Linked DNA regions of Mus musculus: region 1 is linked to region 2. Evidence: chromatin contacts called from ENCODE POLR2A ChIA-PET data. All regions are on one chromosome and are shown on one strand. The core of a region is the stretch at or near the end of the contact, and the rest is flanking DNA. Distances in the headings are between cores, read along the strand shown.

What was found. ChIA-PET counts read pairs that join two places held with the same protein, here RNA polymerase II (POLR2A).
Region 1: POLR2A ChIA-PET joins it to region 2 with 11 read pairs in embryonic stem cell. The contact joins the promoter of Kat8 here to the promoter of Orai3 in region 2. POLR2A ChIA-PET finds 5 or more read pairs at or near these places in 3 of 5 experiments (Patski and embryonic stem cell).

Annotation. Positions count from the first base shown.
Region 1 is chr7:127,909,350-127,914,726 of GRCm38, reverse strand. Kat8 (K(lysine) acetyltransferase 8) reads right to left here and starts at 2,210. Exons shown (of 11, transcript NM_026370.2): 1 at 1,985-2,210. The coding sequence starts at 2,195. It overlaps Bckdk (branched chain ketoacid dehydrogenase kinase), which reads right to left. Exons shown (of 12, transcript NM_009739.3): 12 at 5,063-5,377.
Region 2 is chr7:127,768,240-127,773,516 of GRCm38, reverse strand. It overlaps Orai3 (ORAI calcium release-activated calcium modulator 3), which reads right to left and starts at 3,702. Exons shown (of 2, transcript NM_198424.3): 1 at 3,301-3,702. The coding sequence starts at 3,528. Fbxl19 (F-box and leucine-rich repeat protein 19) reads right to left here. Exons shown (of 11, transcript NM_172748.2): 11 at 4,589-5,277.

The sequences.
Region 1 (5,377 bases), core at 961-3,460, 140 kb before region 2:
ATAATTTTAACAGTATGGCTGCCGGGTGTGGTGGCGCACACCTTTAATCCCAGCACTTGGGAGGCAGAGGCAGGCGGATTTCTTCTGAGTTCGAGGCCAGCCTGGTCTACAGAGTGAGTTCCAGGACAGCCAGGGCTACACAGAGAAACCCTGTCTCGAAAAAACAAAAAACAAACAAACAAAAAAACCCAGTATGGCTGAGGTACGAAAAAGAAAAACGTGCCAGACCATGCAAGCAACTGACTTTGCCTGAAGGGGTCTAGAATGGGATCACCACAGGAGATAAAGAGACTAGGGGGGCTGGTGAGATGGCTCAGTGGGTAAGGGCACCCGACTGCTCTTTCAAAGGTCCGAAGTTCAAATCCCAGCAACCACATGGTGGCTCACAACCACCCTTAATGAGATCTGATGCCCTCTTCTGGTGTATCTGAAGACAACTACAGTGTACTTACATATAATAAATAAATAAAATAAAAAAAATAATAAAAAAAAAAGAGAGACTAGGGGCGAGAGAGATGGCTCAGTAGTTAAGAGCATTGACTGCTCTTCCGCAGGTCCCGAGTTCAAATCCCAGCAACCACATGGTGGCTCATAACCATCTGTAATGAGATCTGAGACCCTCTTCTGGGGTGTCTGAAGACAGCTACAGTGTACTTACATATAATAAATAAATAGGGGCTGGTGAGATGGCTCAGTGGGTAAGACACCCGACTGCTTTTCCGAAGGTCTGAAGTTCAAATCCCAGCAACCACATGGTGGCTCACAACCACCCAGAATGAGATCTGACTCCCTCTTCTGGAGAGTCTGAGGACAGCTACAGTGTACTTACATGTAATAAATAAATAAATTTTAAAAATAATAATAAAAAATAAATAAATAACTTTTTAAAAAACAAAAATTAAGAGATGAGTAAGAGCTAGCCAGGAAGACATGAGATTACTTATAGCAAGAGCAGGTGATAAAAGGCACATAAACACATAGTTTTGGCGGGCAGAGCAAGATTGGTCTGGCAATAGCCCTTACTAGAAGTGCCTAGAAACTGGAAAGGTCTCAGACACCTTTAATCCCAGCACTTGGGAGGCAGAGGCAGGCGGATTTCTTCTGAGTTCGAGGCCAGCCTGGTCTACAGAGTGAGTTCCAGGACAGCCAGGGCTACACAGAGAAACCCTGTCTCGAAAAAACAAAAAACAAAACAAAAAACAAACAAACCCAGTCTAAGGAGTTTAATTATGTTTTGAGACAAGGTCTCTCTATGTAGTCCTGGCTCTTCTGGAACTTGCTATGCAGACCAGGCTGGCCTCAAACTCACAGCCTTCCCAGGGCTGGGATTAAAGGTGTATGCCACCATGACCGACATTTATTCGTTTAAATTAGATGTATTTATCGTATTAGGGGGTGGGGGATACTCTTATATGGATTCTGAGGGCAAACAGTAAGAATCATTGTCTCCTTCTACCATGTGGGTCCTGGGGACAGAACTCAAATCACCAGACTTGGTGACAAATACCTTTATGTCCTGAGCCATCTCAGCTCGGAGTTTATTTTGAAGCCAGCAGCTTGAGGTTTATTTTGAAGAGGGAAAGAAAAGGAAGAAAAGATAAGGAAGATAAGGAAACGTGTTTTTAGGAACTGGGCTGTCCTCTTTGCTGGCGATGAGGGGGCAAGAGAAATGTAAAGACAGACAACAAAACACCAATGAAGGAACAGATATAGCAAAAAAAAAAAAAAATGAAGCCTGAAATCGAACCAGAGTGAATGTTCACAGGCCAACTCTGTATTCAGCTGACTGGTGGCTTTACAGGTGAAAACAAGCATGGCCTGACTCCAACCTCCAATTACAAAGTGGGCTTCTCAGCTCCCGAAATCCCGCCTTCTTACCTGAGTCACCACCCTGGCCCCAAGACTCCCAGCCCCACAGAGCGCCCATTCCTAGGCCATGCCCATTCCCTAAATCCCGCCCCTAGGCCCTGGGCCCCGCCCTCACGCCAGGTGCTATCCGGCCGCCGGCACAGGTACGTTTCTCCGATCTCCACGGTGACTTCTGGTTCGCCACGCGCCGGAGTCGGCGGAGAGACCCGGCCCGGGGACCGGGCAGGCCCCTCGACTGCTGCATTTTCCCCCGGGCCGGGCTCTCCCTCCCCTACAGTTCCTGAAGTTGTTGCAGCAACTGCAGCTGTAGCTCCCTGTGCCGCCATTGCTGTGCCGGAAGTGACCGGCCAGAGAGCCGCTTTTATTTCCGGATCAGTGGGGGCGGGCATAGTCTTGCGTGTTGGAGGTGGGGAGGTTGTGACGTGGCAAGGTTTTGTTTTGTGCGTACTGCGTGTGGCTGTTGTTGCTAAAAATTGGCCCAACTTGAGACAGGGTCTAATTACAGTCCTAACTGACCTGGAACTCGCTATGTAGACCATACTGGCCTCGAGATCCACCTGCTTCTGCCTTTTGAGTCCTGGTATTTAAAGACGTGCACCGCCACACCCGGACTTAGCTATTTTTGTGGAGTTGTTTGTTGTGACATAGCCCGGGCTGCCTACACACTTGCTGACCTAGCTCCTCCTGCCTTGGGTTCCCGAATGCTGGGATTAAAGGCGAGCATTCCTATTTCTTGAGAAAGGTTCTCAGAGGCTAGCCTGAAATTCATTGAACGTGCAGCAGTATCCTGGGGATTACAGTTGTACTCTATCACTGAATTAAGTTTTATGGGATGCTTGGGGCCAAAACCCAGGGCTTTTTATATGCTACCCACTCTATATTTGCGTCTCTCGCTCAGGGTGGGAGCAAAAACCAGTTGAGACAGGAAAAGAACAGGTGTGCCAAATAAACTACCTTCAAAATAAACTTACTCACTCTTTCTCTCTCTTTTTTTTTCAAGACCGGGTTTCGCTGTGTAGCCTTGGTTGTCCTGGAACTCACTCTGTAGACCAGAAATCTGCCTGCCCCTGCCTCCCATGTGCTGGAATTAAAGGCCTGCACCACCACTGCCCGGCAACTTCTTTTCTCTTAAGAATTTCATGTAGCGGGGCTGGAGAGATGGCTCAGCAGTTAAGAGCACTGACTGCTCTTATGAAGGTCCCGAGTTAAGACCCCATGGTGGCTCACAACCATCCATAACAAGATGTGACACCCTCTTCTGGAGTGTCTAAAAACAGCTACAGTGTACATGTATTTACATATAATAAATAAATAAATCTTTGAAAAACAAAAACAAAAAACCTCGAGCGTGGCCAGGGAGAACCTTGAGTGGTTGTCTAACCTCCACCTTTCAAATGTTGAGGTTAGGATGGCACCACACCAGGTTCATGCACTGCTAGAGATTGTACCCGAAGCTTCATTAATGTTAGGCAAACACTACCACTGAACATCTCCAGCCAAGAAGGGTTTGAGCAGGGAGACAGTGCCTGGAGAATCTGTAGTGACACTCCTCCAAGTACAGAATACCAATTCTCTGAGACTCAGTAAAGGTTAAACCATATATACATATGGTTAAGTCATAGCTTTATATAAGCTATATAGCAGCATTCAAGGTAAACTTATTGGTAGATGAATTGGAGTAACACATGTCTAATTTGCTGTTTAACTTCACCTTTCTACACACACACACACACACACACACACACACACACACGTGTTTTCCTTAATTACTGTATTGGGGCACCGGACACCTTTAATAGCTTGCCCAGTGCATACTACTTTAGGAACTGCGTTGTGGGCGAACTAGTCGATGAAAAGAAGCAGCACTGTAAGACCTTTGTTTTTTAGGGATGATAATGCCAGCCAGTTCCTCCTTAGCTGGCTTACTGGAATAAAGCTCCTTTTCTCACGCTCTATTGTTGAGACTGACTGGCTCCTGCCACATGGTTTTACGTACCCAGCATGCACTGGTAACTTTTACAGTAGCACACAACAGTGTGTTGAGTCAGAGTAGGGCTGGATAAACATCTCATTTAGACATTCTCTGAAAGTTCTTTGATTCATAATTTGGTGATCAGTTTTCATAAGGTTTCTTTTTTTTTTTTTTTTTTTTTTTTGGTTTTTCGAGACAGGGCTCCTCTGTATAACCCTGGCTGTCCTGGAACTCACTCTGTAGACCAGGCTGGCCTCGAACTCAGAAATCTGCCTGCCTCTGCCTTCCGAGTGCTGGGATTAAAGGTGTGTGCCACCATGCCCGGCTTTCGTAACAGTTCTTGAGAGGGGCAGCTTGAGGTCAGAACTCAGACACTATGGTCCAAGAAATATCTGACCGTTGTGTATCTATGTGAGATGGCATTGGGAATAGAATAGATCCTTTTGTGTGTGGCACTGAGGGAAAGCTGGCTGGATGATTCGGCATGCACTGCTCTTGTCGACAATCTCAGCTCTGCTTCCACAGCAAGCAGCTCACTACTGCCTGTAACTCCAGCTCTAGGGGATTCGAAACCCCTCTGGACTCCACAGGCCATCTACAGCAATGAGCACAAACCCACAGGTAGACACACATACAAAAAATAAGAGAGAAGGCACTAGGAAAAACTGGTTACTTTGCTGTTGGGCAGTAAAGAAGTTCAGAGCAGGATAATACCAGGTGCCCGGCACCCTAAGAATGAGAAGATACAACCAAAGGACACCTCCCACTCTAGCCCTCTTCAGGATCATTACAGCTTTTGCCCAGGCTTCTACCTCACTTGACACTTCACCTGACATCTTCAGATGATGTCCTTCCTAAGTAAGGACTAGCCTAGGCATAGTAAATACACCATGCTGTCCCCATGCCAGGGCCAACCATGATTAACATGTAAATCCAACTGTTTTTTCCAGAACTTGGGGGCTGTGCTGAGACACCCTCTACTTACTGTTATTGTGTTTATGAGTATGAACCTACATGTGTGCAGGTGAGAAGACTTGGCAGGACTCACGTAGTCCTCTCCTGCGATAAACTCTAGGAGATACCTTAGTGGCAGGTGCCTTTACTGCCGAACCATGTCGCTGGGCCCGGATGCTTTTTGTTGCTTCTGATGCTGTATCTGTGTTGTTGCTCTCTGTGGTTAACCTGTACTTTCATTCCTTTTTTTTTTTTTTTTTTTTTTTTGGTTTTTCGAGACAGGGTTTCTCTGTATAGTCCTGGCTGTCCTGGAACTCACTCTGTAGATCAGGCTGGCCTTGAACTCAGAAATCCGCCTGCCTCTGCCTCCCAAGTGCTGGGATTAAAGGCGTGTGCCACCACCCCCGGTCTGTATGTACATTCAAAGACTAGAACATGAGGCTCTTCTCTGACAACTACCCGTTAAGACAGGGTTTTGCCAAGCAGCCCAGGTTGGCCTTGAACTCGTGATACTCCTATGTAAGCATCACTAGTACTAGGACCACAAGTGTGTACATTTGATTCTACCTGGAAAGGCTAAAG
Region 2 (5,277 bases), core at 2,453-4,952:
TGTTTTGCTCTGCCTGTTTAGAATCATGACTACAACATCCTAAAACTTAGAGCATAGAAGATACTCAGCTTTCCTCATCCCAGCCCCCTTTTTGGTAGTGTCTTGCTCTTATAATTTAGGCTAGCCTGGAGCTTGCTGGGTAGTGCAGGTTGAGCTGAAACTTGTGATCCTGCTGCCTCAGCTTTCCTGCGTGACTTCACCTCAGTCTCAAAGGGGCATTTTTCTGAGCTTTTACCTGGTTATAATATACTGGCTAAAAAGTAGACTCAGCAGCCCTAGCACTCACATCACTCTAGGTTTAATCTCCAACCCATAATAAAAAATAAAAAGCAGACTCAGGCTGGTGTGGCACTGCATGCTTTCTAGCATGTGGGAGCTGAAACAGGAGGATCTCAAGTTTGAGAGTAGCCTAGGCTTCTCCCAGTGGTTGGAACTTCATCTCAACCCAATCAGCGGCATACACCTTTAATCCCAGCTCTTGGGAGGCAGAGGCAGGTGGATTTCTGAGTTCGAAGCCTGGCCTACAGAGTGAGTTCCAGGACAGCCAGGGCTACACAGAGAAACCCTGTCTTGAAAAACCAAGGGGAAAAAAAAAGAACCCGAAACTGCTGGGTGTAGTGACAAGTGCCTTTAATCCCAGAACTAAAGAGTACCAAGCCACAGTTAGGGCTACATAGAGACCCTCTTTAAAAAAAAAAAAAGAAAAGAAAAGAAAAAAGAAAGAAAAGTCACTATAGACCCAAAGCAAGCAAAAATCTTGAGCTGTTTGGGTCTGTTCTCAGTTCTACAATTTGTAGTTTCCTCACAACAGCCTACTAGTCCAGACTTGCCTCAAATTCACTACCCCCCTACTTCAATGTCCTGAGTAGGGTTACAGTCCTATGACCTTGAACAACTGTGTAATCTCTGAGCAAGTGCCTCCCTCAGTTTCCTACCTGAAAAATGGGGACAATAGTCTCAGTGAGAAAGTTAATGCTAAACATTAAATTCTATGACTAGAGCCAGGCACAGACTGTTAGAGTTGATGCTAATGTCTAAGGCACAAAGAGAGAAAACCCAGAAGGTAGTAACTGCCATCTCTTAAACTCCAATAAGCTTCACGTTTCCAGATCAATCTAAAAAGCTTGTCATATCTGGTCACACCGGGGCTGCATTCAATGTGCCAACTATGCAGGATGAATCATGGCTGCTCATGTTTGACAGGTCAGGGAGTCTACCGTGACTCCACCCAGCTAGCCTGAACTTTGCAAACATTTGTGTTGATGGACAAGTTTGGGCTTTAAAGCCAGGCTGCTGAAGTCAAAAATCCTGTCACTAGCTCACTGTGCAGTCTAACATGCCTTTTCTTATATGAACAACTGCCACTATACCAGGTACTGAACATTGAATGTTTGTTGAGATAGGACTTCATGAAGCCCAGGCTAGCCTTGACTCTCTGTATAGCCAAGAACAACCTTGTTTGTTCTTTTTTATTACCTCAAGTGCTGGGATTATAGGTGTGCTATACGCTATACCATGTTTGTTGTTGTTTAAATGGAAATTGAACCTAGGATTTCCTGAATGGTAGGCAAATACTCTACCAACTAGAACTAGGCTAGATTCACAGCCTGTGAATATGATTTGTATGTTTTAACTTCAGGCCACCTGGGTTTAGGAAGATATCTCCCATTTCTGTTTGTTGGTTTTTGGAGACAGGGTTTCTCTGTGTAGCCCTGGCTGTCCTGGAACTCACTCTGTAGACCAGGCTGGCCTCGAACTCAGAAACCCGCCTGCCTCTGCCTCCTGAGTGCTGGGATTAGAGGCGTGCGCCACCACGCCCGGCCCATTTCTTACAGATCCCGAGATTACTGTGGTGCAGGGATACAGTGGTACTTACAAAAATAAAACTGAGTATTTTGGGGAATTGGGCCACCGCAGATAGTAGGCAGGTGTGTTCACAAACAGGGATCTGGGCCAGGCTTAATTCTGGTGTCTCCCAGGGTCCAACCCAGGGTTCTTTGTCAGGACTGGGGGCGGTCCTAGAACCTACACATTCAGCCTACTGCTCCTCAGAGAAAGCCCTCTCACACTGACACCACAACGATCTGCTCTGCAACTTCTGCTGCACACTGTACTGTTCCTTTAGAAGCAGGCGGAGCCACGTGGTTCAAACACAAGCTGCTGTGCCCTTCTTTCTGTGGTGCTGATTCCTTTCAGTCAAATGTCCTCAGGAACTATGGGGCTGTTTGGGGGAAATCTGGGCCCCTTACAAGCAACAGAGCAAGAGCAACCTTTAAGATTACAGATTCTTTCGTCCTGATATTGAGGTTGCAGAAAAAAGGGAGGTATTGACCTAAGTTACTTTTATATGCCCTCACCTTAGCTCCCTCCAAGGCCTATTTACACAAGGGTACATTATGAAGGGTGCCCTCCCCCCAAGTGTGAAGAAAACTGAAACTAGCAGAGCTTCACTCCACACCCATACCCTGCGGAGCATCCTTGTCTAAACAGCAGCTTCCATGTAGTCTAGATAGCACACTGTTCTAGAAGAGCCTCCTTTGCTAAGCGGAGCTTGTTCTAACACACCTAGTTCTAGGGGGTCTCCATAAGAATCCCACATCCTCCTGGACAAAAGCTTGGCAGACCACAGAGACAGCACCTTCTATGATGTCACAACTTCCTAAAGATGGCAACTGGAGTGGATGTCGACTTGGGGCCGCACAGCTGGCCCTAAGTAGGGAGGAACCAGGACACATCTGCAGGCCACACTCTGGAATCTTCAGTTCCACTTCCCGGGGCCACTGCTGGGACCGTTAGCTGACATTATCCTCCCACACCTGCAGTTTATCAGACTTATCTGCTAGCTCCCTGATCAGCTTCCTTCCCCAGCAGCTTCCTCATGGTTTCTTAGTTTTCCCGGCAATTCTCTGTGCCTTCTGAGAGGTGGGCCCTTCAGTCAAATGACTCTCACATACACTATCCCCCTTCCCCGATCTGGTTGATATAGGCTCTCATTCAGCTTTGACTGCCTTTCAACTCTCGAGGACTTGGTAACTAAGCCACTTCAGACTTTCCCCCCACCAGTCTGCATCTGCTGACCTCTTTACTCCCTTCTTCCACGGCATTTCTGGGACCGATCTTCAGTCTGTTTATATTCCTAGAGCTGTGCCCGACATAAAGGGTTTTTCCAGTCCCTTGGGACTTAGCTCCTTCTTTTATCCTAAAGAAACCCTTTTATTCAGTCCAGTACTGGGGACCCATTTTCTTGACTTCTCCCACCACGTGCTTTACCCACCCCGTGTACCCCCTCCCACCCCTCACCATGGCGAAGCCCGACAGCAGAGCAGATGTGCGGCTGGAGGCTTTGAGCTTAGCCCGGCTGAGGTAGAGGCGGCGCCAGCTGAGCGCCCGCAGAGAGTGCTGACTGGCCCCCATAAGGTCCAGGTAGCCGCGGTGCACGAACTCCCGGTACGTGGCTGAGCCCGCGGGGCTGTCCACCTCCGGGTTCAGCGGGGCCTGTTCGCCCGTGTCCCCCTCGCCGCCCTTCATCCTGAGAGCAGTTACACCACAAGCGCAGATGGTCAAGGAGGGGCCGAGGCGCCTTGTATCCCCAAGAAGGGACGGCCCAAGCGCGGGTGGGACCCCATCCTGGGTGGCAAGGCAGACCCAGCGGGAACAGTTACGGACGCGTCTAGAAGGCCCAGGGGCCGAAACAGGAACTGGGGCAGGGGCGGAGCCCGGTGACCACATGATTGGGTGGAGCCGTGAGACGAACCCCTGCAGTCTGCCCACGGGCAGAGATCTCAAGGGACCCTCTAACCCAGGCCACGACGTGAATGCTCAGCCTCAGCTTTTGCTGGGACTTTGCTGGCCTCAGACCACCCAGTGTATGTACCTGGACATTCACAGGTGTCCAGACTTCCACACTCCTCTTTGAGCAGTCATCTCAGGAAAATTAAGCCCATTTTCCTCCCAGAGACCAAAGGAGCCCCTTCCACCATCCCTACCCACCACTCAGACTCGACACCGCAGACAGACACAAAAAGTCAGCGGCCCCGGCTAGATTCTGAGTTTTATAGCAAACCTTATTGTACAGACTTGTGGGGTTAGGGGTCCAGCCCGGCTGGGTGCCCCACTTGTCCCTCGCCGGGGTGCCTCCTCCCCTCCCGCAAGCGGCCCCACCGTCAAGCCTTTCTCCAACCCCAGGCCCCCCCTCCTGCCTTTGGTCCGCCCAGCCCCCGCCCCCAACCCGCGCACCTTCCTGTTACCTGAGGTATGTGGATAGATTCCCCTCCCCCCACCCCCATGTAGTACAATCCAGTTCCCCCTGGCCTAAGTTGAGTGGGACCTAGACCTGACTCCTCCCTCAGGCTCTTGAGACCCCACCCCCACACTGGAAGAAGGAAAGGGGTGGGAAGAGGGGAGGTGCCAAGAGTCTGTTACTAAGTTCCCACAGCAACTAAGAGGGACCGTTTCCAGTCTTAGCACTGATTTCCGGAGGTGTCCATTGGCTGCTATTTCCATGGCAACCAGGAGTGGCAGTTCCCTGGGCAAATGGGACACGAGTTTCCATGACGATGAAAGAATGGGAAGAGCCAAACTGGAGGAGTCCCATCTTGCCCATCTTTAAGCTGACATTTCCCCACCCCAACTCAAGTGAAGGGTGGAGCTGTTCAAGACAGTAATGCAAGAGAGCTAGGGGTGGGACAGTCCAAACTGGGTACCCATAGCCCAGTCTCGGTCAAGCTGGTCCCCTCACATCACACTCCCCCAAGTCCGAGATTCCCCCGGTTCAAGTAACACTTCAGTACAGATGAATGTTCAAGTATTGTGTAGAGAGCCAGGCAGGGGTCTGGGCTACCCCTCACCACTCCCCTGGGCCACCGAGCTTAACAGCAGGTAGACCCGCGGCCCCTACTCCTTGCAATAGCTGCCATTTTCAGTGACGTTCAAGGAGTCAAGGTCGGGGAAAACTGAAATCTGGGTAGAGGGAAGGGGAGAGAGGCAACCCTACGCAGAGGGTACTATCCCCACATCTGCTCCTCTCCCAGCCCCCAGTCCTGGCATTACCTGGCTTGTAGCGCCCCCTGTCTTGACACTCGGATCCCCAATTGCTCCTCTGTTTTCCCTTTTTGGCCCCCCATCCCACCCAACTGGTCTTTGTTCCCTGAACCCTTGTTGGTCTGATTTCTGCCCTCCCCACACCCATCCATCGCCTCCCCCAGCCCCCAGTATCCTGTGTACAAGATACCATGTCACCTCATTTTCCCTACTCCAGACTTGCACCTTCACCGCCCC